Regions from separate parts of the Mus musculus genome. Here regions 1 and 2 are each linked to region 3. A link is a loop called in an ENCODE intact Hi-C map of the cell type or tissue named here. Cell type or tissue: heart. All regions are shown on one strand. Links, peaks and the distances in the headings refer to the core of each region. The heading gives the core; the rest is flanking DNA.

Evidence for each region. A loop is a pair of places that touch in the nucleus more often than their neighbours do. Peaks named below come from ENCODE experiments on the same cell type or tissue, not always from the same donor. Only the 100,000 strongest peaks of a DNase experiment are listed, where the experiment ranks them.
Region 1: it touches region 3 in a loop (4-fold over the local background); 5 of 42 quality-filtered maps call a loop at or near these places.
Region 2: it touches region 3 in a loop (2.4-fold over the local background); 2 of 42 quality-filtered maps call a loop at or near these places.

What each region holds. Positions count from the first base shown.
Region 1 is chr9:9,575,768-9,586,732 of GRCm38, forward strand. It overlaps Gm46102 (a long non-coding RNA gene), which reads right to left. Exons shown (of 3, transcript XR_001779091.1): 3 at 3,570-7,762. Among named protein-coding and RNA genes, the nearest start is that of Gm46102, 39 kb to the right of the region's middle. In heart, for the core only: no CTCF peak of the experiment used is centred there; no DNase peak of the experiment used is centred there.
Region 2 is chr9:9,668,303-9,679,267 of GRCm38, forward strand. Cntn5 (contactin 5) reads right to left here. Exons shown (of 25, transcript NM_001170787.1): 22 at 5,495-5,681; 23 at 4,980-5,092. Among named protein-coding and RNA genes, the nearest start is that of Gm46102, 54 kb to the left of the region's middle. In heart, for the core only: no CTCF peak of the experiment used is centred there; no DNase peak of the experiment used is centred there; H3K27me3 peaks cover 319 bases.
Region 3 is chr9:9,407,219-9,418,183 of GRCm38, forward strand. No RefSeq gene overlaps it. Among named protein-coding and RNA genes, the nearest start is that of Gm22815, 110 kb to the left of the region's middle. In heart, for the core only: no CTCF peak of the experiment used is centred there; a DNase peak (open chromatin) is centred at 5,453.

The DNA of each region.
Region 1 (10,965 bases), core at 5,200-7,699, 170 kb after region 3:
TTTGGTCCACCCTTTTTGGTGGTGCGCTGTGTGCTTCTTGTACCTTGGTAGGCATCTTATTTTTTGTTAGGGGAATTTTCTTTTATAATTTAGTTGAAAATATTTTCTGTGCCTTTGATCTTGATTTCTTCTCCTTTCCTTATTCCTATTATTTGGAGATTTGCTATTTTCATAGTCTTCAAGATTTTCTGGATTTTGGGGGGGGGGGGCAGGCTGGAAGTTTTTAGATTAACATCTTCTTTGTCAGAGATGCCCATTGTTTTCTATTTTATCTTCAATGCCATAGAGTCTGACTTCCATCTCCCATTTTTCTTCCAGGGAAGCTTGCCTCTTATGTTCCTCTTTGAGTTCCTAAATTTCCATTTTCAGAGTTCTCTCAGTTTGTGTTTCCTTTATTGAGTCTATTTCTATTTTTTTAAGATTTTGAACTGTTTTATTCTTATTAGTGTTTTACAGATTTCTTTAAGGGATTTATTCATTTACTCTTTAAGGTCCTCCATCATATTCATAAAGGTTATGTTAAGGTTTTGTGCTTCAGCTGTCTAACCATTCTCAGTACTTACTGTGTTAGGGCTGCTATACTCTAATGAGGAGATACTGTCTTGGTTGTTACTGATGTTTTCAACAGCAGTGTCAATGTGTTTGGATTTGGGAGACTGGAGTTCTAGCTGTTGACATTTGACCTTGGGTGGCTGATTTTTTCTTTGTTTGTGTTTTCCTTTTTTTGTTCTTTAGAGAGTATGGTAACTGCTACCTGAAAAAGAATCCTTCTGGAATCTGTCCAAGTATTATTATTATGTGTTATGCATAGAATGTGATTCTAGGTATTAGAATCTGACACTTAGGAATAAGATAGGATAGGGGAAGGAGCAAAGGTGTTCACATGAGTGAGGGAATCAGGGTGTTCTACCAGCATCTACTTAGCCTCCAGGTAATGGAGGTTGATAGTAAGGAAGTCCACAACAGGTAATTGGCTACAGATATGGGCAGAAGACTGTGGGACTGGATTTGGAGGAGAGGAGGGAGAATAAAGGCTGAAGCCCATTCTACCTGTTTAGCTATCTTACTTGCCTATGTTGCAGGGCCTTGTTGGAAAGTTCCCAGGGAGGACATGCTGAAGCTAGGAGCTTCCATAAAATATTGAGAAAGGTGAAGAAATGTTGGTGGGAAACTTCTGTGCCAGAATCTTTATAACAGATTTGTATAGTCCTTTCTAAGTCTTATTTATTTCAGGCTTCCTCCTCCAGGGTGCCATCTCAGCTGCAACCCAACCTCCACATACATGTTAAGAATCAGACTTGAATTGATTTCACGCACTAGCTAATGCTTTTCAGCTTCCTTTGCATTCTCCATTGGGACGTTCCTAGTTTCAACCTTTGATCCTTTTTATACACATTAAGTCTTTGGTTTTTAGATGCTACATCTGATAGCTACAAAACTAATAACTGAAGGTATAACCTCCCCCCTTAGTCTACCAGAATCAAGTATTAAATAATACCCTTGATATCTCCACTTGGATGCTTACTAGACATCTGAAATGGCCCAAATTGAGTGGGTAGTTTTCCTCCCTTATCCCATACCTTGTCTACTCCTGACCTTCTTCATCTCCTTTGATATCTTAACTCTTCTATTTCCTTGGAATATCATGCTTAATCTCTCTTTATCACAACACAGGCAACTAGGTAATACTTTGACTCCATCATATACTGCCACAGACTTTTCCTTAAAATACTGCAAAAGTCTCATTGTTTTGATTCCACTGTTCACATCCCTAGAGTTCATTATTTATGAAGCAACCATGAAGAAAATTCCTTTAAAGTGCAAGTCTGAAAATACACATACCTGATGGCATCTTCTCTCATCCAAAAAAAAAGTTGCAATATGACATGGAACCAACTTTATGGCATAGTCCCCTTTTCTCTTGTAGCTGTATCTCCTCACTGCCAATACTTGTCTGTTCTTGAAACCAGTGTGGCTTTTCTGTCTAGGCCACTGATCTGGAAAGGTCTTCCTCTATACATGCTCATGGCCTTTTTTCATTCCTTCTTTGAGTGTTTGTTTAATTGTTAACATTTTCTTTCCTCCCCATTTTAGGTCTTGCTATGTAGTCAATGGCCAGTCTGTAATTTAGTGCTGGGGATAGTTTTGCCACTACACCTGAGTAAACATTAGCTTTTTGTTGATCCTTTCCTGGGTCATTTTATCTTAAACTTCAAACCAGGTTCCTTGCTACAGTACATAATTTACTTCTTATTTTGACTGTTAGTTTTCATCTCCATGATGATGAGGGCTTCTTTTCTGTTTACTTTTGTTTTGGTTTTTTTTTTTTTGAGACCTAAAACATCTATTGAATCATAGTTGATGCTCAGGAAAGGTACATTGACTAGAAAAGTGAAGGAGTTTGGTTTTGTGGCAGATGCTTTTTACCCTGGCACTTGGAAGACAGAGGCAAGAGGAAAATGAGTTCTAAAACAGACAGGCTTTCTAATGAGATGCTTTCTCAAAACCAATCACTCAAACAAACAGTGAAACCAAAACCAAAAAGCAAAAGACTGCTGGAGAGTTGGCTCAGTGGTTAAAAGCACTGACTACTCTTTCAGACTTCCTGAGTTCAAATCCCAGCAAACACACGGTGGCTTACAATCATCTGTCATGAGACCAGATGCCCGTTTCTGGTGTGTGTGAAAAACAGCTATAGTGTAATTTCATATAACAAATAAATAAATTTTAAAAAAAGAAGAGAGAGAGAGAGAGAGAGAGAACAAACTGACCATGGTTTTGTTTGTTTGTTTGTTTGTTTTTTAGAGCAAAAGACTGAGCTTCCTGATCTTATTAACATAACCTATTAATCCATTAAATTGCTAAGGAAATTGAAGTGGCTTTCATAAAATAAAAATTTGAACATAATTTCATTTGGTGGTAACTTAATATCCTTCATTCTTTAAACTGATTACAAAGATGATACATGGAAAGGGGCTTGCAATGTACTATCTGTTATATGTGTTTTGTGTTTGTTCCCTTGTTTAGTACTTATAAATAACTATAAAGAAGGTATTACTATAATTTCTGTCCTATAATGCAAATGAGTCAAATGATGGAGCTGACTGAGGTAATGTGTACAAGTTTCACAGCTCCTCTGTTGTAGAGACAGGTCTTCAGATTCTATTGACTGCTTTGATAATGTGCTAGGTAAGTGCTCTACAACAACTTGGTGCCATTTTGTATTCAAAATATTTGTTGACGATGCTTAAAACTGCTTTACAACAGGCATGAAGTGAATACAGTCAACCTTTGATTCACATTCTGGATCATTCTCATCGTGTAAGATTTAACTGTGACAATTGCTAAGTATCTCCTTTTTTTTTTTGTAGTTTTGCTTGTTATAGCCTAGTAAAATGCATGCCCTATATGTTACAGGCCTATTAGGGAATTCTAGGTTGTCCATTTTTCATTCCTTCTCTAGAAGTGATGGCTTGACCTCAAAGAAGCTTTCAAGGAGACCTAGATGGTAACCAATAATTTTATATATCCATTGTTCAGTTTCAAAAAGATATCAGTTTAGTCATTAATGAGAGCCAAGAAATTGCTTTACTGTTCATAAATACTGGCAAAAGACCATTTACAAATTTTGAGGATATTACTTTTCAATTAAATTTAAAGATGATAATGAATGAAGAAAAATATGTACCAGTACATAATTAGAAGATGTTGTACAAACAGAAAGGTGAGGAAACACAGAGAAACTGTATTACAGCTTCAGTGCCCATAAACCTGCAGAACTCATAGGAGCAGGCCAATGTGAAATGACCATTTTGTCTGAAACTAGTTTGCTTGGGTTATTTTAAATCATTTGACTTCTCCTATAGAACTCTGTTATCTACAAGAGACCAATCTTTTATTGAGTTCAAGTTCTGATGGAGGTCATCAGTGATAACAAGAAGACTCATAAATAATATTCCCCTACATTGTGGCTTCAAATGAGAATTTCAAAAGCCCATTAATAATAGTTATTCGTTACTATTCTCTATAGTTAGACAGAAGCAAGGTTAGTCTGCCCTAAGGAGGACAGAGAAAGAAAGTTCACACACTGGATTTCTGATAACCTCAAGAAAATTAACTCAACAGCTATGATTAAAGGACTAAAAACAATAAATAATTCATTGGAAAAACTGTAGATTTTTTTTTTGGTTTTATTCATGAACCATTTATTTTGCAACTCAAAGTCATTTGTGTGAGGGGCTTGTGGCAGGTGCTAGAGTAGATGTGAGATTTTTTTCTCAATCACTGTTTTGTGACAAACGTTCTCTCCATGAATGTGGATATCAGTTGTTCATCCAGGCTATGTTGTTAGCTGTCTCCATGTCTCTGCTTTCCAGGGCTGGACTTATAAGTGCCTGGATTTTTATTATTTTAATATGGGTGTTGAGAGTAGAGCCCAAATCCTCATACATGTGAAGCAACACTTAAGTCAAAAAAACACCTCCCCAGATCCTCAAAGAAATATTTGTGAGGTTGTCATTATATACAGTATATATACATCTATGACATAAGATATTATTGGCTTCTTTTGGCTCAGGTACATACATGCTTTTAGGTAGTTATTTTTCTCGTGGACCTGGCTTTATTGTCTCTGTTTTTAAAAATGTTGTGGTTGTGATGATGTTTGCATTGTCTAAGATGGCAGAACATTTTCTTCAGCTCTCCATGAATCTCCTAAAATATCCCTCATGACAAACATCCTTTTCACACATGCACCTCAAAATTTAGCCACTCACATAGAGGTTAGTTTCTTACAATTTCCACTCATAGGTTTTTGTCATAACCCACATATTAGTGTCAACTTTTGTCTTATTCTGCTTTAATTGCTAAAAAAAAAAGTAGAGTAGGTATCTCAAATAATAAAATTTACTTGATCACATATTTGAAGATGCAAACTCTGATAGCAAGGTGCCAGGATGACTGGGTCCTGGTGACAGCTCTGTCTCTCTGGATTCTGAAGGCTCTTGTCTTACTTGTATTTATGTGGCCTTTGCTTGGTTTGTGTTTGTGTCTGAATGTGTTTGTGTATGTGTGTGTATCTAAATTCCATGTGGATATAATGTAGAGAATATATGTCTATGTATATATATGTATATATACACATATAATATACAGATGTAATGCAAATCTATATACCATATATATATATGTATATATATAATATGTATGTATTTGTTATTTATTATCTATCCATCAATCACTAGACATCTTTTCCTCTTCTCTAATCTCATCCTGAGACTTCTATTTTCATGATCACATTCTAACCTAATCACTCTCTTACAGAGACCCTTAGGCTTCTAATGCCATCACACTGGTACTTTCAGTTCAATATATGAGGTTGGGGCAGAGGGAGGCAAAATATTCAATCTGTAACAAGGACCCTGCAATTTGATTTGAGACTTAGAGCTCTGAAGTCATCCACACTGTCTTCATGGTCTAAGATTTCACAGAAAACTCAGTTAGGCTGCTCTAATTCCTTCTCTACCATACAGTAAGACAGACTTAATTCTCTGACTCAGGAAAGAGTTCATTTTGGTCAGAGGAAAAAACAGGGGGCAAGATCCTGGATCTAGACCAGGACTTGTTTCTGAAAGATGAGTTTTCTAGAAGGTAGAAGGAACTCTCCTTGGGTAGAATCAACTTGACACAATCTATAGACATTTGGGAAGAGGAATCCTTAACTAAGAAGATGCCCAAGTAGGTTGTCTTGTGGAAAAGTCTATGGGGGCATTTTTTATTAATGGCTGTTATATGAAGGCCCAGCCCACATGGACACAGTAACCCTTGCTATAAGAGCACAAGCCATAAGGATCAAGACAATAAACAATATTCCTCCATGACGTTTGCTCTAGTTCTTGTTTCCAGGTTACTGTCTTGAGCTCCTGTCCTGATTTCCCTCAGTGATTGGGCTGTAACATAAGATTGCAAGGTAAAATAAACCTCTTTCTCCCCAACTTGCCTTTTTGAACATGATGCTTTGTCACAGTAACTGAAACCCAAAACACAGATTCCAGATTGAGGGAAACATTTCAGAAGAGAAAATCTTGTGCCTCTTTTGGCTTATCTAGTAGTATTGGAGAGCATGGAAGGGCAGGTGAGGCATGCTGATTGCTATGGTTTGAATATGCTTGGCCCAGGGAGTGGCATTATTTGGAAAGGTGGCCTTGTTGGAGTAGGTGTGTCACTATGGAGGTGGGCTTTAAAACCCTCATCCAAGTTGCCTGGAAGCCAGTCTTCTCCTAGTGGTCTTCATATGAAGATGTAGAACTCTCAGCTCCTCCTGCACCATGCAGGTCTGGATGCTGCCATGTTCCTGCCTTGATGATACTGGACCAAACCTCTAAATCAGTCCCAATTAAATGTTGTCCATTATAAGAGTTGCCTTGCTCATAGTGTCTGCTCATACAGTAAAACCCTAATTAGACACTGACCTTGGCTAGCACATGAGAATGAGGGATAATTTCTCAGTGACTCAGAGGCCGTGAGTTCTAGATATAGAAAATTTTTAGATAAATGAGGATCGTGGAAGACCTGAGATAAATTGCTCCTTGGAAAAGAAAAAAGTTTCTCCCCATAGTCTTCTCTAGGGAAGAACAATCAGTTATATATCAAATGGTAAGCCCTGAAATATACACACAAGTATCATGATCCAGACTCAGCAGGTTGCCCTTATTCGTGGAGGAATAAGATCCAGGAATGGAATGGGAGGGAGTCCTGACAATCTTGGCTCATCCATGAATTCAACACTGGTACTGATGCCGGGTCCTCCTCCTCATCTCCTTTTGTGAGGGAGGGGTCTTTTCCTTTGAAATACTATGATGGGAGAAACTTTCTTTTTTTCAATTATCTATTTGTTGATATTACAGTATAATTACATCATCTCTTCTTTTTCCTTTTTCTGTCCAACAGGAAGCATGTCTGTTCATATGCCTGTGGAAGAGACCCAAGGTTGATGTCTTCCTCAATTATTTTCTACCTTGTGTATCCAGGCAGGGTCTCTCACTGTGCTAGGAGCTCTCCAGTTCCAATCATTCTAGCTAGCCAGCTTGTCCTGCTGTGCTTCCTGAGTGTTAAGCTTAGAAGCAACTGCCATACCTGCCTAGCTTTTCTGTGGATCTGTCTATCTGAACTCAAGTTCTAATGTTTACAGTTTATCTACTGAGCCATCTTTCTAAACCCCACAATATTATTCTACAAGAAAACACTTTTTGTAACATTTAAAATATAAAAACCATTTTTTTTACCTGTGGGTCACACAAATAATAGAGTAGGTGGGCTGGTCTTGACCAGCTGAGCCACAGCTTGCTGACTTCTGCAGTAGAGAGAAGCTGGCAAGGGAAGGCGACTGGCTTTCTTCCTAGCAGGATGAATGAATGCCAGTCTCATTATCACCTGGTCCTGCTCCCCCTTGAGAGCAGGTTCTTCTGATTGAATCCCTGCAAAGTACATCCCTCCTCCAAAGACAGATATTCATTTTCCTCTGAGAAAATACAGCCAGTCTGGTGATGGGGAAAGGGCAACTTTTTTGAGCTTAGATTTGTGCTTTGTCCTTTATGACAACAGATTGCCCTCTTATGATGCCAAGCAGCATTTGGCTCCTTCTCTGCAGACCTGCAACTTGGCTGAATCCCGAGAACCACCACATTGGCTGTCAATGAATGTTCTCTTCTGTGCCAAAGGGAAGGCTGCCAACTGTGATTAAATCCTGTTGATTTCTGGCCTCCTGTGGAATGGAACAATAAAGGGTTATTTTTGCCAGTTTCTTGCAAAGCATACATAAAACCATTTTTCTTTTTAAATAAAAATAGCATTAAATTTTCTGCATTTTCTTTCTTTAACCATTGGAGAAAAGAGGCCATGTGATTTAGTTCTTCATAAACTTTAAAGAAATTTGCTCTGATGCTCAACTTTTGGCTTTAAAGTAGTAACCAATTTTTTAATATTGCAAAATACACTATATAGATGATATTCTGTGCAGAGTCATAGTTCTATATTTCTTAGGATGAGTTCCAAGAAAAAGAATTGCTAGAATCAGCACATATTGAGAGATTTTTTGATAAGTATTACAAAAATACACTCTAGAGCTACCGCAGTCAATTGATATTTCCATCCTTGATACATGAGCACATCAGTTCTCTTCACTCTTCACATTAAACTTTAATTTGTTGGTAAAGCACAAAGTTTTATATAAAACTTTCTTTTTATATATACCTTTTCAAACATGGTGAATATTTAATGGGTCAGGCAACTTTTCTTCTTGGCTGTGTATTCTAAGTTCCTAGAAGAAGTCTGCAATGTAAGAAGTATTGAAAAATACAATTTTGATGATAGGATATGGAGAAATGGATAATGTTGTCAGTATCTACCCAGGCATATCTATATCTTCATAGGATATGGAGAAATAGATAATGCTGTCAGTATGTACACATGCATTTTATTTATTTAGACCCACTTTCAACACAGGCTACTTTGTGACAAAATGTGCCCTGATTGACTTCATGAGAACTGCTTTCTCAAAGTGACACTTGCTCCTGGAATTTCTCAAAATATGTCTGAAAACACAGAAGACAGGATGGACCTGCTGTGAGACTCTGCCTTAAACAACTAAACCAAACCAAACCAACCAAACCAAACCAACCAAACCAATCCAAACCAAACCAAACCTAAGAATGTAGGTAGGAAGATGAAGTGACTTTAGTAGGTGTTTATTGACATCTTCATTTTGAGTTGTCAAGGATCTTCACTGTTGTCATGACCTTTGAATTATTTTCTTTGCCTGTGTCTTCAAAAGCAACTGGGACATGGAAGTGTGATTTGGGATGTGTATATTCAAAAGCTAAGAAAAAAATTCTCTTTCTTTTCTGGATATTTATACAGATTGCATAACAACAAAAATATAAAGCCTTGGACAAGCTGTAAATGGAAAAGAAATCATGCTGTCAGTGCATAACAATTTAGATCTTGCTATGACAATGGGTGCAGCTGGGATTTTCAATGAACAGTCATTGGCAAGGGCAAAGTCCTCTCCTTAGATGGATATTCACTGCCTCTTGATTATCTCAGTTGACTTATAGACCCTGCAGTGCTGAGTGAAATGATTGTCTATTTATACAGGGAAAGTAATTTCAAATTCCAAGGTCATTTGTGGCTCATAGAGAAGAGAGGTGTTTTTCACTCAGATGAGGGCCAGGGGAGAGAGTAACAAATCCCCTGTGCTGAACATTTCTGGAGATCATTCTCCTTTATTCCCAGTTTTGTAGATTTAAAATATTAGCATGCTGTGGGGGAGTGTCTCTGTTTTGTCCATCAGTAAACTTAGACAATGCTTGGTTTAGATAAACTCAGTAACTATATGTCAAATGAGGAGGAGATCTGTATTTACATGTTTTTAACTTGCCAATTAATAAATATATTTAGGCACTTTTGACACTTCAAAAGTTTTTTTGAAAGACCATGAAGTTAACTGGGGAGAGGGAACACAACATGTATGAGAGCTTACTCTGACGGTTATCAGCCCCAAATTACTATCCTTAGAGCTAGAACAATGAAACACAGGCTCCCAACCTTCCTGGAATAAACCACTTACATAGAAGTAAAAATTCAGTGATTCTAAGTGAGCAGAATTCTCTTTTAATTTTTTTTGTCCCTTACTCCTTGTTTTAAGCTTCTTTGTTTGATATAGTGTGTTGTTCAGAATGTCTTTTAATAGATGAAACTCTTTTGCTAGCTCTACCTAACTACAGGACAAAGTCCAAGATCTGCAGATGCCAGTGATGGCCAATAAGGCTTCAAGAGGCTCTTTTTTCTTTTGTTTTTTTGTTTGCTTGTTTTGTTTTATTTCTTTTCTTTTTCTTTTCTTTCTTTTTTTTTCTTTCTTTTTTTTTTTTGGCATGCACAGAGCCTTCTTTTATGTTTTTCTTTCTTTAATTTTTAAATAGTTTTTTACTGGTTATTTCATTTATTTACATTTCAAATGTTATCTCCCTTCCCTGTTTCCCTTCTACAAACCCCATATCCCATTCCCCCTTCCCATCTGCTTCTATCAGGGTGCTCCACCAACCAACCACCCACTCCCTCCTAAGTGCCTTAGCATTCCCCTACACTGAGTCATCAAGCTTTCACAGGACCAAGGGCTTCCCCTCCCATTGATGCCAGATAAGGCAATCCTCTGCTACATATGAAGCTGGAGCCATGGTCCCTCCATGTGTATTCTTTGATCCCTGGTAGCTCTAGGCAGAGGGCAGAGGGGAATGTCTGGTTGGTTGATATTATTGTTCTTCCTGTGGGGCTGTGAACCCCTTTAGCTCCTTCAGCCTTCCCCTAACTCCTCCATTGGGATCACTGTGTTCAGTCCAATGTTTGGCTGCAAGCATCCTCATCTGTATGGGTTTTCCCCTTCTTAAATAAAGGTGGACTGTGTTGACCATGGAGTGTGTGAGATTAACTATATTTTATATACCCTGAAGAGATGGCCATCTTCAACTTTCTCTTTTTCTGAGGACCTGCTTTTGAAATCAGAGCTTTCCAAATGAAACCCTTGTTGTTCAGCAGCAGACACGGTGGGGAACAACCCAGAGGTAAAGAGTGGAAAGACCAAGGTGAGGCTAAGCCCTGTTTTGTCATCTTCCCTATGATAGAGTAGGGTAAACAGCAAAGCCCAGCCTATGCTGTAACTCAAACTCCTTAAGGGTTGCTCTTGGGCCATGACGTGTGGGTACAGCAAGAGCTGCTTGGAACAATAATTCAATAAATTTCTTATATTTTAACACTAATCTTATTCTTTTGCTCTATTTAGAAAATAATAGTACCATTATTTGTTTTTTCAACTTGTTTATGAAGGTCAGAAGATGGTTGCCAGGCATCATCTTTGTGGTGGAAATTGAATCTAGATATTCTGAAAGAGCAGCAAATGCTCATAACTTCTAA
Region 2 (10,965 bases), core at 5,347-7,846, 260 kb after region 3:
GTATGCATTTTCATAATTATTGGTGTTGTGATTGCCTTGACTAATGGGAATAGCAGTGGTTTTGTCATTATGCAAATATGGATTCAAAACAATCTTCTCTGAAACCAAACTAAAGCAATACCCCAATCTACCTGACTGGGTAAATTACTGACCTATCCCAACCCAAATCCACCCTTTGTTTGTAGAAATAATACCTACTATTTCATAATTTTCTCAGAAGAGCAAAAAGGGCAAAAGCATATGACAAAAATCAAGCATGGGACCTGATCACACAAGATAGTAAGAGAAACTCACCTCTATCACCACCATTGTTGACTGCTATGGAACATTGTTTAAATGTCATGTTCTTGAAGCAAGATAAATCACACACATATGCAAACACACACACAAACACTCAAGTTCATATAGAAAACATGTTTTAATTTTGAACTAGCTTGCATGCAACAAAATAAACCCTAGAAAAATCAAACTTTTGGGTGAGCAGGGTGAAATGTTCAGGTTTGTGTGCATAGGAATGCAGAAGCAAGAGGTCAACTTGGTGTGTTAGTTTCCAAGAGCTGTCCATGTACCATCTTTTTTGAGACATAGTAATTCACTGGGACTACAGGTTCACATATGCAGATGGGCTACCTGACTATCAAGGTCCAAGGTGTCATATCCTTTGACCCATGAAGTCTGTGAAGAAATAGAGAAGTATGGGTGTGGGTGTTCCAATTTCATCAGATGTGAAAGAACTCTCAGGGCACAAAGCTCTCAGGTAACAGAAGGTCTTAGCTTACAACTAAATTGTGAAAGCAAGAGAAAATCTCAATGTACATTGATGGGCCATTTGTAATTTGTAAATTTTGCAACTGATTAGTACTTACACTTCCTAGCTATGAATCAGTTTGGAAAGTAGAGACAGAAATATATAGTAAAGGGGACTTTAATCTCAAAAAAAAAAAAAAAAAAAAAGACTTTCTAGGCACAGTCAGAAAGTGATAAATGTTTGTCTTCTGGTTCATAGCATGGGGCTCTTGCCCTGAATTCATTCAGACAGCCTGAGTCTACTCTGAGTATAATTTTCCGGGGAGAAAGGAGGATATTTGTAACATCAAAAGTCCCACTCTCAATTTCCTTAAATACCAAGATACCTCTAACTAGAATTTTCCAAGAATACCAGAAGGAAACTCTGGTTTAATAGTTTAGCGTGGCATTATATGATCCCTTAGAAAGGAAAAGGTCTAGTGTGTTCTACTTTGTAGATCTTTCATATTTACGGGCAGGTGGTATGTCAAGACCCTGGTATCACTCTTGGCCTGGCTATAGATTTTCTGGAATAGAGCTAGAATAACACAGGAGGTATTGCTCCCCATTCCATCTGAGTACCACTTATGTTTGCATGTACTTCCCTGCAGATGTCTAACCATAGTATGGAGACCCTTGCCCAGACTGAATTATTCCTCAGAGTCACGTTCTAAGTGTGTGCTCTCTAGGTTACATCTCGTTGTTCATGTTCTTAGTTATTGTTTCCTGTTATATTTGTTTTATGGTGCCTGTGTCAGGAGAATACTTCACTATGCCCACTGAATAATGGGAAGCCTTTTTATCAACAGTCCTTTTGTGTCCACAGTTTTCCTGAGCTAGCAGAAGTTTTAATAAGGCTTAATTGCAAAAGAGTGAGTGGGAGGTCTGACTCCACATGTTATTGGCAGCTTCCTTTATCCAGCTCTTTTCCCTCAGGAATTTAAAGGTGTGTAATTCATTGAAGAAAATGAAAATAAAAATGACATTTCACAACATATTCCTACTTTTGTGCATGTATACAACTAAAATAGCTATGTTGGAGGCTCTTCCCCAGCAAGAAGATATTCTAAAGTGACAGTGTGGTCCTCACAAATAGAAAATAGGAGTTGTAAGTTATTATTATTATTATTATCCTTAACATTTTCCCCCTGAGTAGTGTAGTCTCCTCAAATAAAAAAATAGCAACTATATTTCAATATAGGCTTCTTAAACACCAAATTATTTTGTATAAATTATCTAATCCTTAAGATAATCCTGTAGCATAAATAATGCTAATGCCATTTTTACCAGTTTTAACTGAAGAAAATGAAACCCGGAAGTTGAAGAGTATTATTCAAAATTATGCAAGTAAGATTTGAACTGTAGTCTGTCTGACTTGACTTAGGAGCCAATAATCATTATCTGTCACATCCCAACACATATCGAAGTCATGCTGAAAAAGACAAATATTGGATACTAGCCATAAACAAGATAATTGTGTGAGATGTTCCTGGCTGAGTTGAAATTAGTGAACTTATCCAGCTCTTCTAAGGGTGTTGAGGATGAGTGTTCTTGTCTTCACAAGGCTCCACATTGCTGGGAGATTCCTCATGGCATCCAAAGTATAGGGGTTGAACAAATACAAACACACTGGGCTAAAATGGTAGCAAAGAGATCTGAGTGTCATTGGGCATGCTGGTTGATTTAATTGCTAATTTGACACAACCCAGAATCAAGTTCAAGCTTGCCTGTGGACATATTGATGGGGGTTTTTCTTGGTTGTTAATTGATGTTGAAAGATCCAATCAATTCTGGGCTATACTATTCTTTAGGCAAGAATTTCTGTTACTGAAATATATATGTATGTATGTATGTATGTATGTATGTATGTATATATATATATATATGTATATACACATATACATACACACACACACACACACATACACACATATATATATATCGAAACAATGTACCTTAAAGAAAGACAGCAAACAGGAAGGATCCACAAACATATTTTCTCTGGTTTTAAGTGTGGATATGATGGTTCAGGTTCCTGCTTTGACCTCTCCTTTACAGTAGAATTAGGAGCTCCAGACTCACTTTCTTCTTTAAGTTGCTTCTGTTTGGTATTGTATAACAGCCACAGAAATGAGATGGAACTAGAATACTTGGGGAGTTGTACACCCAGTTCAACATAGTTTCTTTAGCCATTTAGAACTCAGGCTCTCTGGAGGAGCGCTTAAGATACCAACCTTCTAGGTAGTCACATGAATTTTGTGTTTGCATCATGTGTTTTCAAGCATTCTACATTGCTTTTCTAATTTGCAAGGTTGTTTGTCTATTTCTTATGCTGTTAGATTTGTTCTTTAATGGTCTGCCAGTAGTCTTAAAATACTTTCCCCTTATTATTAAGAGTATACATGGTTTGAAGGGTGAGTTCAAAGGATGAGGTCTCTTAGTGAAAGATGTGAAAATAGGAGAGCTTATGGAAGGATCCAGAAAATGATCCAACCACCTCCTGAAAAGATGAAATTGTATATGTCTGAGGATTAGAGTCAGAGCTGAGTATGTGTATCTGTTTCAGTGTGAGTTTATCTGTGATCAATATTAATTTCAGTTAAGAAACACTGTAAGTTGCTTTATGTATTAGTAGAAAATGGGTTTACACATACTCATTCATGAATATATATGGATATATATTCTATTTGTAACTGTGTCTGTTGTAAGTTTAAGACTTCTACTACTTTATGCACAAAATATACCAGTATTTTTGGTTGAAAACCAAAATCATAATGGTTGTTAGCCTAAATATTGACATGAAAGAAATTTCAAACCTATCATAAATAATATTCAACTGGTAATTCTGCACAGAATTCAATTTTAAACTCTGATGATATGAAACAGAAGTAAGAAATTAGGACCCATCAACCCATAGGTCATATATATTTTTAAACAAAGTTGTTTGTCAGGTAGTGTAGAGATTTTCACACCTGACTGCCTATAAATCCAAGGCAAGATACCCATGAAATGTGTCTTTTTGTAGCCCAATGTGTCTCTATGGAATCCTTCCTATTTAATGTGCTTGCCCTAGTACTTTACTCTTCTGTTTTATTTTTGTTTTTAACAGAAAATCATCCTGTTCAGTTTTAGGGGTCCAGGTTTTGTCATCTGCCAACAAAGTTTACATTCCAGGGTCCTCCAGTTGCTACAGGGCTGTGTGCATTCAGACTGAATTCAGGATCCTGTTGTTTTATTCTACTCTTTTCTTTCAGATGCCTTTGTGGTTTTGGAACTGAGTTTGACTGTTGCCTCCCACACCACAGGCAAGCATTCATTCTTAGACAGACACAATACAATCAAAAGGTCTTTCATATGATCCAGTTGTCTGGCCCCAATTTGCCAAAAGTATGTCTCTAAGTTGAGACATCTCAGAGATAATTGCATATCAGTGATGCTATCCATGATAGATAAATTATGGAAACAATTTAGATGTTCAACATCAGAGGACTGGATAAGAGAAATACATGCAATGAAATTTCCTTCTCTCTATGTCATTTGCAGGAAAATGGATGCCACTGGAACAAATTGTGTTAAGCAAGTTAAGCCGACTGCACAAAGACAAATGCCATATATGCTTCCCATTCCTGGGTCATAGATTCTTCTATAAAAATATAAAACCAAATAAAAAACCATAAATGTATATATGAAAATAAATTAGAAGTAGAATTGTTTAAGGCAGTAGTTCTCCATCAGTGTATCATGACCCCTTTGAGGGTAAAATGACCTTTTCACAGAGGTCACATATCAGATATTCTGCATACAAAATATTTACTTTGTGATTTATAAGAGTAGCAAAATTAAAGTTATGAAGTAGAAACGAAAAATAGTTTTATGGTTGGACAGGTGTCACCACAGCATGAGGAATTGTATTAAAGGGTCAGCCTTAGGAAGGTTGAGAGCTACTGGTGAAGGGGAACAAAAAGAGCCAATGAGAAAGGAATAGGTGAGAAAACAGACACTGAGGGTAAAAGGAAAAAGGCTCAACCTGTAACAAACACACATCTATTCCAGCTAACACAACTAAGAAGAAAAGCAAAGGCTTAGCAGTCAATTTTTGATGTCTCATTCACGTCCCCCCACCCCACCCCCCATCCCCAATCACAGCCACAATTCTGAGATATGTGTTGTTCCAAGAATGAAGAGACACTAACCTTGTAACCCATGACTTCAGACTCATTGGCTAGGGGTCTGACTGGCTCCCAGCCTAGGGAAACTTGGGAGCCCTGCTGCTCCCACCGGAGGTTGCCAGGTGGCTCCCTAGGGGCTGCAAGATAAACACACCAAAGTGAACCATTAGCCGAAAAGCCTTTCTTCCTATCAGTCCTGAGGATTCCTGCCTTCCACGTGCCTGGTAGTTGGCTGGCTCCATAGGCTTCCCTCCAGCTGGAATCAGAGGAGGAGGGTTTTGCTCCAGGAGTGTCATTTTTAATAGCTACTCCACTGAGCTTTTGAACTTGAATCCTTTTATCTCCCTTCTGTGTCAAAATCGCTTAGCCTTGTTTCACAGGATGATAACCTTTACAGACTGGGAATGCGAAAAAATTTTGAGCTGGTTTTGGAATTCAGATCTGAGCTCTGAAACAAGGCTCCCTTCTCTGCTTATTATGCACCTTGCATGGCTTCTGATCATGTGGCTTTCAAACAAACACAATCCCAGGTCACTTACGGTGCCTCTTTGTGGTGGTGCTTGCTTCCCTGCTGGGTGGCCCATAGCCGGCTCCATTGTAAGCCCTGACTGTGAGGTGATAGAGTGTGTTGCCTTCCAATCCCGTCAACATGACGAATGACTCATTCCCTCTGGTTCGGACTGTTTCTACGGAGTCTTCTGGCTCGGTATCTTTCCAGTAACTAATCTGTCAACACATTATAACAAGACAAATTAATTTTAAAATTTCCCCGGGATTGTGACTGCCTGACATACTTACCCTATTTCCCTCCTGCTCACCATCCCCTCCACCCACCCACATTGCTAGAGATCAAATCCCTGAAAGAAATTGCCTCTGAACCCCTCAATTTACAGCCCTAAGCTGTAACGGCCCAAACTGCCTTGATTTCCCTTCCGAGTGTACTGTATTTTGGGAGTGCTACAGATACCAAAACATGTTCTGGTGTTAAAGAAGAATCAATCCAGGATGGAAGAACAATTTACCAGGAAATAATGGAGAAATTATCTGGAAAATCATTACTTTGAAATACCAAATGAAGGTAAATTACAGCATCTTACACTAATTAAACAAAGTGTAATTAGAACACCCATGATGCCTTGGAGTGGGTTAAATGGATTGAAATTGTGCTAGGTATCAAAGGGGTCACACTGCAGCTGTTTAGGGCTCAGTTTTCCTCGCCGATGAGACTCTGTTCAACTCTACTTCTTTGTTACAATAGCTATGTTCTCCTGTGATGCTCTCCTCACACCTTATCCTCTGTTAGTGGCTAACAGAACTTTAGCTACTAAAGTTCAGCAGGATATGATTCAAAAATGGCAGGGAAGGTATTACAGCTGCAGCAGGCAGCATCCTGAAAGATTAGGCTCCAGACATATCTTAATTATGGTTCTGGCAATGCCTCGCCTGCATCCATCCTGTCTTCCTTCTGATGCACTGGTTTCTGGGCAGTTGAGAAGACCAGATGGCATTTTCTAGATTCTATTTTAGCGAAACTTGCTGGTCTGAAATGTGGGCAATGAGGATTTACTTGGAATCTGGAGATTTTCTCCAGCATCTCTCGAGTGGCCGTGGTATAGGAAGCCACTAAAGACTGTGATCTTAGTAAGGAACCCGAGCATTACTGTGGCATCTTGGGGACCTGCGCCAGTCTAGATGCTGGCTCAGGGAAGAAGCACAAGAAAAGAAAGAAGACATTTATAGAATGCCACTGCAGTCTTTCCTGTTCCTTTTCTTCTTTTCACATGTATGTGTATGGTATGTGCGCCTGTGTGAAGGCATATTTGCATACATGTGGAGGCTCAAGGTTAGTTTCAGGAATCGTCCTTGATTCCTGTTTATGTTACTCTTTGAGGCAAGGTATTTCTCTCAAATATTGAACTCATCAACTAGCTTGTCTTGCTAGGAAGCATGAGATCTGGGAGTCTGCTGTCTGCTGGAATTACTGTTGGGTCACCACACATACCTGGCATTTACATTGCTTATGGGAATCCAAGATCTGCTCTTCTTGCTGCTACAGGCAGCACTTTTACTATGGAGCTGTCACCGTAGACCATCACTTAGACATAGACAACACCTTGTATTGTTTTGAACATGCTTAATAATATGAGCTACTGTTGCTTCCTCATCTCTAATACAGCAGTGTGAGTGTTTGCTAATAGATGCAAGCAACTTTCGTGCCCAGTTTGACTGATGAGGGTTCTTTTGATTTTCCTCTTTGGAGATCATTGCATCACTTGTTTTTCTTCCTGGTGTGATTAAAATACCTGTTAAGAAGCACCTTAAGTAGAGGAGAGTTTACTTAGGCTTCAAAATTTAGAATTTCAACAGGATATGGCTCAGAATGACAGAGAAGGCATGCTAGCTGCTGGGGGCAGCATCGAGTCACATTGCCTCAGTTAGTTAGAAAGTAGGAAGAAAGCAGAGCTATCTATAAAACTTCAAGCCCCCGCCCTCAGAGACCTGCTTCCTCCAGTGAGGTACCACCTCCTAAAGGTCACACAATTCTCCTAACAGTGCTGGGAACAGAGTAGTCACACAGAAAGACTGTGAAGGAAACTTGATATTCATACTTCAGCAGGGAATGCCTGTAGTTTTGTTTGTAGACATGACACTGAATAGTCATCCTGCATAGTCATACCTTCCTTGTTACACTGAGGCTTTTGGTCACTAACTGTTGACTGGGTCCGTGCAGATGCAAAGTAGACAGAGACAGAACACATAAGTTGTCACGCTATTCTTCAGTGTAGTGCTTTTCTTTGCTGATAGAAAACCAACCCTTTTATTTCTAAGGCTCTCTTTCAGTCTGGGTGCTGCCACACTTTGAGTTTGGTCACTTGAAGCTGGAGCATGTGGTATGAAGCCAGAAGTGAGCAGAAGGGTAAAGCATTGACGTTTCTTTGCCAGCAGAGGCATGAAGGCACTTTTTTCTTCTTTCTCCTTCCCAGCAGCCTTAACACATGTCTTGTTGCTCAGTCCCTGGCTTCGTGGGGCTCAAGAAGTAGGCATATTGCTTGTATGTTGCTAATTCAAATCAGAGCAGACTGAGATTCTGGGTCTGGCAGTCGTCACCGGGACCTTGAGATGGGGATGGTTTCCTTGGCATCACACAGTAGTAACCTCTAGTTATGGCCTCCTAGTTAGCTTCTGGCCTTGATGGCTTGCTTTTAAAATCATCAGCTTCGTGTTTTGTGTTTCTAGAGTTTATTCTTGAAAGCCATTCTTGCACAATCACACTGTCTATGCTGCCTCACTTTTGCTAACTGTTTTCATACAATACACCTTGCTTAAAGGAGAGTTACCAGTTCTCCACAATTGAGCCCTGGTTGGCATATATGTAGAGAATTCTAATTTATATATAAAAGAGGGATAGTAAAATGATATCATCTTTTTAGCCAATCTTCCCACAGAATTGGAAGAGAATACAGTCAAGTGAGTGAACTTCAGAAAAGTAGTTTTCTAAAATAGGAAGTCCCCATTCTATATTTCATACACTGCTGGCCCCACTCTTCCTTATTCCGAAGACTAACTTGTCTTTCTTGGACTCTGAGAATATTTGGACGGAAGAAAAATTCCAAGTTATTTTCAAGCTATGAAGTTGGCTGGAAAGTTGCTAGTTGGATGAACGCTCATTTTTCTTTTCCTGTAATGCATTTGATTTCCTGACTTCTGCCTCAATGTCTCTTAATGAGTTACATTATTTTAAATATAATTAAGTATGTTTTGATATAGTAAAATGATTAAATTAAGCAAATTGCAGATTTATAAAAATACAAATTTTGGATTTCTAAAAATTGGATGTACGTTTAATATTTGGAGTAATCATTATAAAATCAAACATCTCAAGTAAAATAACAAATGCATGTGCTGCTAAACTCATGAAAAAAAAAATTCTGTCCACCTGAGCCAACACCTCATGCTTTAGATTCCCCAGAGAGAAATCTAGAAGTTGAGGCAGGCTCTTTCCCTCAAACCCAATATCGGTCATCTGACAAATCTCTTTTTCTACCTTTCAGAACTGGAATTACAGGTGGGTCTCACACCCACCTGGTATAGGCTGTGTTCTGGGGATCAGAATTACAATCCTATTCTTATGTGGCAGGTGCTCCAACCACTGAGCAACTCCTCAATGCCACTAACTTTGACTTTTGATTAAAGTATTGCTGTGGCTAGCTCACAGCAGATTTTTTTTTATACCATATCATCCTAATTCCCTAGACTAGATCCCAGAAGTGGGATTATGAGCTTAAAACTTAGGACAAAATAAAGCCTTCTAATATAAAAAATGACCCATTACATTTCAAAGAATTTGAACAATTTTTTGTTTTCAACGGAAATGCATAAACATAAAACATTTTCCATATTGCTACGAGCCCAAGGCAGACTGTGTGTGGCTTTGAAGCCAGAGGTTTATATTTAAATCTTGCATTTGGTGTGTGTAAGGTGCATATTGAACAGTTTTCTTAGCGTCTTTTGATAGTTTTAAATTTTATTATTTTGGTCTTTTGTATTTTATCATGTTAAAATATTTACTTAAAAAATAAGTGACATTCAGCTTTGTTAGTGTCAAGCAGAAATAAGGATTTTGTTGTTGTTGTTGTTGTGGTTTAGTGTTTGAGATTTGAGTTCTTGTTCACGTTTTCAGGTATTTCTTTTGCAAACATTTTAGCCTCTCTGCAACTCTGAGCTCACTAACCCAAATTCTTTTGTCCTTCACATCTGGCATCTCCTCTCTGTGTGTGTGTGTGTGTGTGTGTGTGTGTGTGTGTGTGTGTGTGTGTGTGTGTGTTTTAAACCACACCTTTCTTGCACCTTTACTCTGCATTCTGAGATGACTTCTTAGGTTTTTACTGTGAAGCATCAGTTTATATATCTAGCAGTACTGGGCCAGTGGTTAAGAGCACTGGATGTATTCCAGAGGACGCAGTTTCCGGAAGCTACATGGCAGTTTGTAACCATTTTAAATTCTAGTTCTAGGGAATCCAATGCTCACTTTTAGCTTTTCTGTGCACCAGGCATACATGTGACACACAGACATACATGCAGGCAAAACTCCTATACACAGGAAATAATGAAAATATTTAAAAATATTTAGTAGTATTAACTTTGTATCTTACTGTTTCTAATGAATATTTTATTTGTCTATTTGGGTCCTGATTTCGAAAGTGTTTTCTTCATAACCTGAGATGCTGTTTAAGTATAGAAAAGACTGTTCTCACTCTTTTCCTGTAAACCGAGAACCATGAGCCTAGTGTTTTTCTTCTGGGTTAAAGCTTATCATCAACCTACCATCTATCTACCTATCTATCTATGTAACCTACCTGTCCCCATCATCTAACTTTTATGTATCATTTTGCCATATAACCTCTATCTGTCTATCTATCTATCTATCTATCTATCTATCTATCTATCTATCTATCTATCTATCTTCCAGCCTGACTATCATCAATCAAATGTCTCATTTTGTATCTATAATACATGTATCATGTATATATTCGTCAGTCTATCACTTGGAAATACTGTCTGTCAATATTGATCTAACACCACATATCTCTATCATCAATCAAAAAGAACTTTTCATGCCAAAGAGTATGCTCGGGAAACACACGTACACATAACATTAAACAATCTCAGCAGGTTATATTTAGGGAGATATGTATACAGATAATCATATACAGTACATGCAACAACAATTAGTGTAAAAAAGATAATACATTTAAAGAAGAGTATTGAAGGATATACGGGAGAGTTTGCAGAAAGGAAAAGGAAAGGAGAAATGTAATTATACTATAATTTCAATTATAAAATAAACCCAGTTATAAAAAAAATAAATATTTTTAAAGAAAGCACTTCACCAGTTCATTTATTATTTCCTTGGATTTTTGCCATCCTATATAATTACCAGTGTACCATACCCTACTCATCTTAAAGCCATCAAGTATCTAAGGAAGATTTGAAGGCTTCTTGATAGGGA
Region 3 (10,965 bases), core at 3,926-6,425:
GGATTTAACAGATATCAACAGAACATTTTATCCTAAAACAAAAGGATATCCCTTCTCAGCACCTCATGGTACCTCCTCCAAAATTGACCATGTAATTGGCCACAAAACAGGCCTCAACAGATTAAAAAATATTGAAATTATCCGATGCATCCTATCAGATCACCATGGCCTAAGGCTGATCTTCAATATAAGCATAAACAATAGAAAGCCAACATTCACATGGAAGCTGAACAACACTCTACTCTATGAGAACTTGGTCAAGGAAGAAATAAAGAAAAAAATTAAAGACTTTTTAGAGTTTAATGAAAATGAAACCACAGCATATCCAACCTTATAGGACACAATGAAAGCAGCCCTAAGAGGAAAACTCATAGCTCTGAGTGCTGCCAAAATGAAACTAGAGAGAGAATAAACTAGCAGCTTGACAGCACACCTAAAATCTCTAGAACAAAAAGAAGCAAATTCACATAAGAGGAATAGAAGGCAGGAAATAATCAAACGCAGGGCTGAAATCAACCAAGAGGAAACAAAAAGAATTATACAAAAAAATCAACCAAACCAGGAGCTGGGTCTTTTAGAAAATCAATAAGAAGATGAACCCTTAGCCAGACTAACTAGAGGTTACAGGGACAGTATCCTAATTTAAGAAAATCAGAAATGAAAAGGGACACATAACAAGAAAACCTGAGGAAATCCAAAATATCTTCAGATCCTACTACAAAAGGCTGTATTCAACAAAACTGGAAAACCTGGTTAAAATGGACAATTTTCTAGACAGGTACCAAAGTTAAATCAGGATCAGATTAACCATCTAAACAGTCCCATATTCTCTAAAGAAATAGAAGCAGTCATTAATAGTCTCCCAAACAAAAGAAGCCCAGGACTAGATGGGTTTAGTGCAGAGTTCTATCAGATCTTCAAAGAAGACCTAATTCTAATTCTTCTCAAACAATTCCACAAAATAGAAACAGAAGGTACTCTACCCAGTTCATTTTATGAACCCACAATTACTCTGATACGTAAAACCACACAAAGACCCAGCAAGGAAAGAACTTCAGACCAATTTCCCTTAAGAATATCCATGCAAAAGTACTCAATACAATTCTTGCAAACTGAATGCAAGAACACATCAAAACAATCATCCATCATGATCAAATAGGCTTCATCCCTAGGATGCAAGGATGGTTTAATATATGGAAATCCATCAATGTATCCCCTATAAAAACCAACTCAAAGACAAAAACCACATGATCATCTCATTAGATGTTGAGAAAGCATTTGTCAAAATCCAACAACCATTCCTGATAAAAGTTTGGAAAGATCAGGAATTCAAGGCCCAAACCTAAACATCATAAAATCAATATACCACAAACCAGTAGCTAACATCAAACTAAACGGAGAGGAACTTGAATCAATCCCACTAAAATCAGGGACTAGACAAAGCTGCCCACTTTCTCCCCACCTATTCAATACAGTACTTCAAGTCCTAGCTAGAGAAATTAGACAACAAAAGTAGATCAAAGGGATACAAATTAGAAAGGAATAAGTCAAAATATCACTATTTGCAGACGATATGCTAGTATATATAAGTGACCCTAAAAATTACACCAGAGAACTCCTAAACCTGAGAAACAACTTCAGCAATTAGCTGGTTATAAAATTAACTCAAAGAAATCCGTGGCCTTCTTCTACACAAAGGGTAAACAGTCTGAGAAAGAAATTCGGGAAATAACAACCCTTTACCATGGTTGCAAGTCTAAATAAGGAAGTGAGAGATCTGTATGATAAGAACTTCAAGTCTCTGACGAAAGTAATTGAAGATCTCAGAAGATGGAAAGATCTCCCATGTTCATGGATTGGCAGGATTAATATAGCCAAAAGGCATTTGTTCCCATGGAAGGAGTTACAGAGACAATGTTTGGAGCTTATGAGATGAAAGGATGAACCATCCAGAGACTGCCCCACCTGGGGGTCCATCCCATAATCAGCCACCAAATGCAGACACTATTGCACATGCCAGCAAGATTTTGCTGAAAGGACCCTGATATAGTTGTCTCTTGTGATGTTATGCCAGTGCCTGGCAAACAGAGATGTGGATGCTCATAGTCAGCTATTGGATGGAACCCAGGGCCCCCAATGGAGGAACTAGAGAAAATACCCAAGGAGCTAAAGGGGTCTGCAACCCTATAGGTGGAACAACAATATGAACTAACCAGTACCCCCAGATCTCATGTCTCTAGCTGCATATGTAGCAGAAGATGGCCTAGTTGGCCATCATTGGGAAAAGAGGCCCCTTGGTCTTGCAAACTTTATATGCCCCAGTACAGGGGAAACACCAGGGCCAAGAAGTGGGAGTGGGTGGGTAAGGGATCAGGGTGGGGGAGGGTATAGTGCACTTTCATTTTAGAATTTTAAATATAAATGAACTAAACACCTAATAAAAAATTGGAAAAAAATATAGTCAAAAGGCTATCTTCCGGAAAGCAACCTACAAATTCAATGTAATCCCCATCAAAATTCCAACTCAATTCTTCACCGAGTTAGAAAGGGCAATTTGCAAATTTATCTTAGATAACAAAAAAAAAAAAAAAAAAAAAAAAAAACCAAAAAAAAAAAACTTATGATAGCTAAAACTATTCTCAACAATAAAAGCACCTCTGGGGAATCACCATGCCTGACCTCAAGCTGTACTACAGAGCAATTGTGATAAAAACTGCATGGTACTGTTACAGTGACAGACAGGTAGATCAATGGAACAGAATTGAAGACCCAGAAATGAACCCACACACCTATGGTCACTTGATCTTTGACAAAGGTGCTAAAGCCATCCAGTTGAAAAAAGACAGCATTTTCAACAAATGGTGCTGCCTCAATTGGCAGTTGTCATGTAGAAGAATGCGAATTGATCCATTCTTATGTCCTTGTACAAAGCTCAAGTCTAAGTGGATCAAAGACCTCCACATAAAACCAGAGACACTGAAACTTATAGAGGACAAAATGGGGAAAAGCCTGGAAGATATGGGCACAGGGGAAAAATTCCTGAACAGAACAGCAATGGCTTGTGCTGTAAGATCGAGAGTCGACAAATGGGACCTCATAAAATTGCAAAGCTGTTGTAAGGCAAAAGGCACTGTCAATAAGACAAAAAGGCCACCAACAGATTGGGAAAGGATCTTCACCAATCCTAAATCTGATAGGGGACTAATTTCCTATATATACAAAGAACTTAAGAAGCTGGACTCCAGAAAATCAAATAACCCTATTTTAAAAATGGGGTACAGAGCTAGACAAAGAATTCTCAACTGAGGATTACCAAATTTCTGTGAAGTATCTGAAAAATGTTCAACATCCTTAATCATCGGGGAATTGTAAATCAAAACAACCCTGAAATTCTACCTCACAGCAGTCAGAATGGGTAAAATTAAAAATTCAGGTGAAAGCAGATGCTGGGAAGGATGTGGTGAAAGAGGAACACTTGTCCATTGCTGGTGGGATGGCAACGTGTTACAACCACTCTGAAAATCAGTCTGGTGGTTCCTCAGAAAATTGGACACAGTACTACTGGAAGATCCAGCAATACCTCTCCTGGACGTATACACAGAAGAAATTTCAACTTGTAATAAGAACATATGTTACACTATGTTCATAGCAGCCTTATTTATTATAGCCAGAAGCTGGAAAGAACCCAGATGCCCCTCAACAGAGGAATGGGTACATAAAATGTGGTACATTTACACAATGGAGTACTACTCAGCTATTAAAAACAATGAATTCATGAAATTCTTATGCAAATCAATGAATGTGGAGGATATATAATTATGAGTGAAGTGACCTAAACAGAAAAGAATACACAGGATATGTAGTCACTGATAAGTGCATATTAGCCCTGAAAGTTAGACTACCCAAGATATAATTTTCAAAACATATGCAACTCAAGAAGAAGGAAGACCAAAGTGTGGAGACTTCGTTCCTTCTTAGAATGGGGAACAACATACCCATGGAAGGGTTATAGAGATAAAGTTCAGAGCTGAAAGGGAAGGAAGGAACATCCAGTGACTGTTGTACTTTGGCATCCATCCCATAAACAATCACCAAACCCAGAAACTATTGCAAATGCCAGCAAGATTTTGGTGACAGGACCCTGAAATATCTATCTCTTGTGAGACTATGTCAGTGCCTGGCAAATACTGAAGTAGATGCTCACAGTCATCTTTTGAATGGAACACTGGGCCCTCAATGAAGGAACTAGAGAAAGTACCCAAAGGAGCTAAATGGGTCTGCAAACCTATAGGAGGAACAACAATATAAACTAACCAGTACCCCCGAGAATTTGCGTCTCTATTTGCGTATCTAGCAGAGGATGGCCTAGTAAGCCATCAATGGGAGGAGAACCCTTGGTCTTATGAAGATTATATACTGCAGTATAGGGGAATGCCAGGGCCAGGAAGTAGGAGTGGGTGGGTTGGGGAGCAGGGCAGAGGGGTAGGATAGGGGACTTTTGGAGCGGAAAGTAGGAAAGGAATAGCATTTGAAATGTAAATGAAGACACTATCTAATTAAAAAACAAACAAACAAAAGTTTAAACAGAAAAACAAAACAAAACTCTATAGTAAAACTGTGCTAATTGTCTGTGAAGGAGTAACAAAACATCTATGTATATAGCAGGTAATAAATTACTAAGCTAATTTTTAATATATTTATTATGTTATTTTTTAAATGATTGCATTTGCCTTCTACTTCTAACGAAAATTTTGTTGCAATACAGTATGTTATCTCTCAGCCCTCAGTAACCTGGGTAGGAGAATTGAGAGTTTCAGGCCAACCTAGGCTAGGCTACAGTTGAATTGAAAGTAAAAGAGAGAGAGGGAGAGAAAGAGAGAGAGAGAGATTAAGTTTTTCTATGTAAATTTTAATTGAACGGTTGATAAATGCACGCACACAGTGGTTACTTGTGTATTTGTTCTATGTATCTATATATTATCTCTACCTGTTTGTCATCTAACATCTCTTCATATCTATTATTTAATCTATCTCTGATCTATCATTCATGTTTATTATCATCATCATTTCTCTTTTTATACATCTATCATCTATTTTTTCCTGTGGCACTGGGCATCAATTTGCACATGCTAAGTAATGATATATTTACAAACAAGATATTCTAGAATATAGATTTTATGGATTCATCTAGAACTTAGAATCTAAATGAGTACATAGCAAATGCTAATGATCTTACTACCACTACTAACTTCCATAGACCCACTGAGGAGCCATGCATGGTTCCTGATTTAATAGCTGTGATAGATAATCTTTCCTGGCAGTGACTGGAATTGGAGTCACCAGAAGAGCACATACTGTGCATGTCTGTGAGGGTGTTTGCAGACACTTTCAAGTGAGGAGTGATATCTATTTGGACAGGGGGAGGAACACCAACACGTGCCATAAGTACCAAGATAAAAGAGGCCTGGATTAGTGCCCGTGACCACTCTTCCTGCTTCTGTCTGCCAAGATGTGAGGAGTTGGCATCTTGTGGTCATAGCACCAGGGATTCTGCCAGGTCATCTCTACCATGAGGGAACTAAACCTTTTTTAGTCCTGAGATAAAATAAACCACTCTTCCTGTAACTGCTTTCTCCAAGAAAAATCAGCTCCATTGATTAGGATTCCTATTGCTAGGTTAAAATACCAGACCAAAGAATCTGAGGGAGAAAGGGTTTGTTTCATTTACAGCCTGTAAGACCTTCACTGGGGAAAGCCACTGCAGGAGCAGAGGCAGAGGCCATGGAGGATTGCTGCTAACTGGCTTGCTTATTATAGCTTGCTCAGCCTGCTTTCTTATGGCACAAAGGACCACCAGCTAAGCGTGATGCCATCCTCAATTATAAATTATGAAAATACACACAGGCCAAACTTGTGGGAACATTTTCTCATTTGAGGTTCTCTCTTTCAAAATGAATGTAGTTTGTGTTATATTGATATAAATCTAGCCAGCACATATTCAAAAATCCTGAGAGAGAAGGCAAACATTTAGTAAGGATATTTATAAGTGGCTAGGGGCCACTAATCTAATAAATAATGAAAGATCTGATAATTAGATAAACAGAATTAATAATAAGTTTACTTTCAAAGGTATGACTTTAATTTTTAGTCTTTTAAATGAACACAAATAATACTGATTTATTTAAGGAAAATATAGAAAACAAATAATTGGACAATGATAATAATTAATTGCTTTTTAATTATAAGCTTTAGGGTATGTTACCCAAAAGCTGACACTACATGAGACAAAAGCAGAGGTAGAAAGGGCTTCCCCACCTTCTCCCCGATCCTGTCTCCTGAAGCAAGACATAAAACCTAGAAATCTGACCATTTTCATGCCTCCCACACTGAAGACCATATGAGAATGCAGTCCTTGTTTGGTATTGGCAACCCTTGGAATTGAATTCAAGGCCTCTGTCATACTGGGCGAGTGCTTTATTGCTGAGATTTGTCCAAAGAGTACTCATGGAGGGAACCATGGCTCCGGCTGCCGATGTGGCAGAGGATGGGCTTGTTGGACCTCAGTAGGAGGAGAGGCCCTTGGTCCTGAGGGTGTTTGATGCCCCAGTGTAGGGGAATGCCAGGGCAGGAAGGCAGGGGTAGGTGGGTAGGTGGGGGACCACCCTCATAGAGGGAGGGAGAGTTAGAGGGAGTGAGGAGGAGGGTGGGGAAGGGAGGATGGAATGGGGAGAACAGGAAAGGGGAAACATTTGAAATGTAAATAAAGAAAACATACAATAAAAAGAGAGAGAGAGACAGAGAGAGAGAGAGAGAGAATGAGAGAGAGAGAAAGAGATTGCTGTCTTGTGCCTACAGGGATAGAATGTTCTGAAGGGATATCCAGGACACATTCAGTAAACAGGATTTTCAAATATTCTCTGGTTTATTAGTGCTCCCTCATATCTCTTTGCCCCAACAAAGCTTCTTCACAACTCTCCATAGTATATGCACATTTACTAATTCCTTCAAGTCTTCATTTCTGAAGTTTTCTTGCTTAAAATTCACATTTGTCAACACAAGATGCCTCATTTCAAAACAGTAATTTATTTTGACCTCAATACGAGTGACCATGGCACAGGACCATAGATAGATTCAGCTTACTCTGAGTAATATGTTCCACTGTTCAAGTGGTTAAGGGGATGTTTTATAGTCATCTCTTGGTCCTCTCTGAGTCTTGGATGCCCTCAATGGGAATCTGTCTCATCCTCGGATGGCATCATCCATACCCTTTCATTACTTTTTCAGATGCCTTTTACAAAACCACCCCCTTCCATCTGGCACCTGACCTAAAGAGCTCAAAACTTATTTGCAATATAATCTGATCTCAATATCCCTTAGATTGCCAGTTCAAGTGGATACTTAATGGTAGTTTGGAGCCCAATATTACTTGGAACCTTTCCCATTACTATGAACAATGAAGAAACAGAAAGAGATTCCCTTCATGCACGAATTTTCTTATCTCCACTCCAGCCCCTTTCTCTGTTCCCCTGCTCCCCCATCCAACTCCTCCTAGCTCTGAAGCCCAAACCATGTAATTCCTCCATTTCTTTTGATCCCTCTAACAAGCCTTCCCTTATTGGCCTCAACCTATGGCTCTTTCTAAAGTGCCTCGGGTCTCCCCTTCCCTTCCAGTAATAGACCATCCTATCATCCCTCTCTGGGTCTCACTTTCAGCTACTGGTACCCTCTCACTACTGGCTCCTGCTCCAACCATATGACACCCTTTACTTCCCTCTATCCTGTCTATTCTGGCCCTGGATCTCCCTTTGTAGGAGGTTACTAGTATAGACGGCTTGGTCAGGGTACATGTTCCTTTCTTATAAGTAAACTCTCAAATAGAAGAGACTGAAGTCTTATACCCTTAATTCACCACCTTCATGAAAGAGTCACAATATAGCACCTAATCTTACAACTTCACCTTCTATGGCATTCACATTATAGCCTTCTGCATGAGAAACACAGGAGAAGCTAGAATCAGGCTAGGGAGCATGCAGAGAATACACACCAAACTAATGCTGCCCACCTGCCTGAGACACTTCCAGCAGGGGTTATGGATAGAATGACAACACTTACATGGACATAGAGATCAATTTATAACTTGTTCCAGGCTGGTCTCTATAAGGCCATCCTTAAAGTACTATCTTATGAAATAAATTCAAGAGGTCATCCAGTACAAGCACAGAAAACTGTCTCAGTTCTGAGACTATCATACAAAAGCCCTTGTACAATATACCAATTTGGATTCCAAGACCTCAGATAGAAAACAACTTCTCATGACCTACTTCTCCCAGAGTTTTCCACACATTCATGTCCAACTTAAACACCTAGAGAGGGAAGCCCTGCCTCTATAGGCAGACGTCTTAGCACAGGCTTTCAAGGTATGAAAGAGATGAATGAACTCCACAATAAAATACCAAATGCTGGCTAAGGACTTCAAGGAAGACATAGCAACTTCCCAGGATCCTTTACTTTGCAAAGGCCAAAGACCTCTGGGTCCCTGTTTCAAATGCAGTCAAGAGGGGTCACTGGGCCTGGATTTGGGCCTGATCGAACCCTCACAAACCACCCTGACCATGACCAGGATTCTGTTAAAAGCATTTTGGGCTTTTGACTCTACCCATGTCCTTCACAACATGGGATATCTGATCCAGATCACCATTCAATCAACCTCCTATATCGGGCCATAAATGACTGAGGAGAACCAGTCTCTTTCAGCTTGACCACTATCATCTCTGACAGGGAATCCTGGGTATTATTCATAATATCAGGTATCAGGGAAACTCTCCTTCCTTTTGGACACCTGGGTCAATTACTTGGCCCTGATAGAATTTTGGGGACCCACTTCTCCTTCTCATTCCTCTATTGTCAGGGTAGGCAGAAAGCCTTATCAACCTCACCAAATTTCGCTACTCAGTTGTATCTTTAGAGGTATTCCCTCTAACCACTCCTTTCTAGTAGTACCAACATGTTCCATCTGCTTTCTGGGAAGGGACCTCCCAGCCAAAGTAGGAGCCTCTATTTCCTTCACTCTCCCCATCTGCTTGAAGACAGGCTGGCTGGCCATTCCCCTTCTCCTCCAAACTACACAATCCAACATACCTTTATCCTGAGTATGGGATACACCAAACCCCTCTATAGCCAAACATTACCCCTCTCTCAGTATCTGATTACAACACCTTAATAATTTGACACCTAGGCCCAGTAGCCAATCTCTCTCCAAATTCTTAGGTGACTTAAACCTCTTATCTCTAACCTCTTAAGGAAAAACATTTTATGACTGGTTTCATATGTTCTTGGATCCCTTCTTTCTTCCTTCTTGCTCATACCCTATATGAGGCAGCCATTGGCCCTCTCTTTGTGCTCTTACACAAGTACATCTTTAAAATAGCAAAGGTGTAATTCTTAAATCTCTACACAGAATCCGAGTATACTTTTCATATCCTTCTCTTAAATGCAGCCACCTGGAAGGAGTGAAGATTACTAACAAAGGGAAGATCAATAACCAACTTAGTTAAATCAGGGACACTCTAAACACGTCCCAGCCTATTGTGAGCCTATTGTGGCTCCATGTGGCCTGTGCACTTCTGTCTGTGCATGCACCCATCTTCCACTCCCCTTTCTGAGTATGCCCTGCTTGCCTAAGGAGGGGTGAACGGGCCCAGGTCAGAAACGAAACATTCTCAGCTCTTTCCCAGGAGATCAGAGCTACTTGCCCCATAGTTCACAGCCCAGAGCTGGGGATGCTCAACACTTTCATGCCCCTGGCCTGTTTCCAGATCCATTTTCCTAGGTTTCCTAGAGACGTGTGGCCCCAAATTCAGCAGGAAGTAGCTAAAGATCATGATGACCATATTCCTGCTCCACCATCACCTCTTTCTAATTCTTTTTTTTTTAAAATTAAACCAAAATGGGAAAATGATAGCATTTCGTCTAGGCTGTGCCTCACAGTTACCTGGCAACAGCCAGGTATGCCTGGCTCACTATACAAGGGACTGCTTGCCCCTGCCCTTTCTTGTCTTCTTGCTCTTGCACTGTTCCCCTACTCCTGCTCCCTCTCTCTCCCCATTCCCCTCCCCCCTCTCTTCCACTTGCTCATGGCCTGAATCTACCCCTCTTCTCTCTCTCTCTCTCTCTCTCTCTCTCTCTCTCTCTCTCTCTCTCTCTCTCTCTCTCTCTCTCTGCCTTTGTGTGTCTCTACTACTCTCTCAACTCCCTTCCCCATGCCATGAATCTCTATTACCCTCTCAACTCCTCTCCCCATGCCCTGAATATACTCTATTGTATACTATATTGTCATGTGGTTGGCTTCTCAGGGGGGAAGGGATGCCTCAACATGAGCCTGCAGAGGCACCCCCTTCCCCACATCTGACAGCACATCCACTAAACATATTCCTTTCCTCCTTATTTTTTTTTTTTTTTTTTATAAAACACAACAGCCAACCTCTATTCATTTCTCCATTTGAGCTTATGTGTAGGTGACCAATCTTAACTCCTGGTCTCTTTTTTTTTTTTTTTTTCATTACAAAAAGAATACATTTTATTGAACCCAAACATCCTCACACTGTAGCCAGTATAAGATTATTAGAAATAGGTAGGCATATTTTTTATGACTTCCTCAATTTTTTTTCCATTTTTTATTAGGTATTTCGCTCATTTACATTTGCAATGCTATACCAAAAGTCCCCCATAGCCACCCACCCCCTCTCCCCTACCCACCCACTCCCCTTTTATGGCCCTGGCGTTCCCCTGTACTGGGGCATATAAAGTTTGTGTGTCCAATGGGCCTCTCTTTCGAGTGATGGCCGACTAGGCCATCTTTTGATGCATATGCAGCTAGAGTCAAGAGCTCCGGGGTACTGGTTAGTTCATAATGTTGTTCCACCTATAGGGTTGCAGATCCCTTTAGCTTCTTTGGTACTTTCTCTA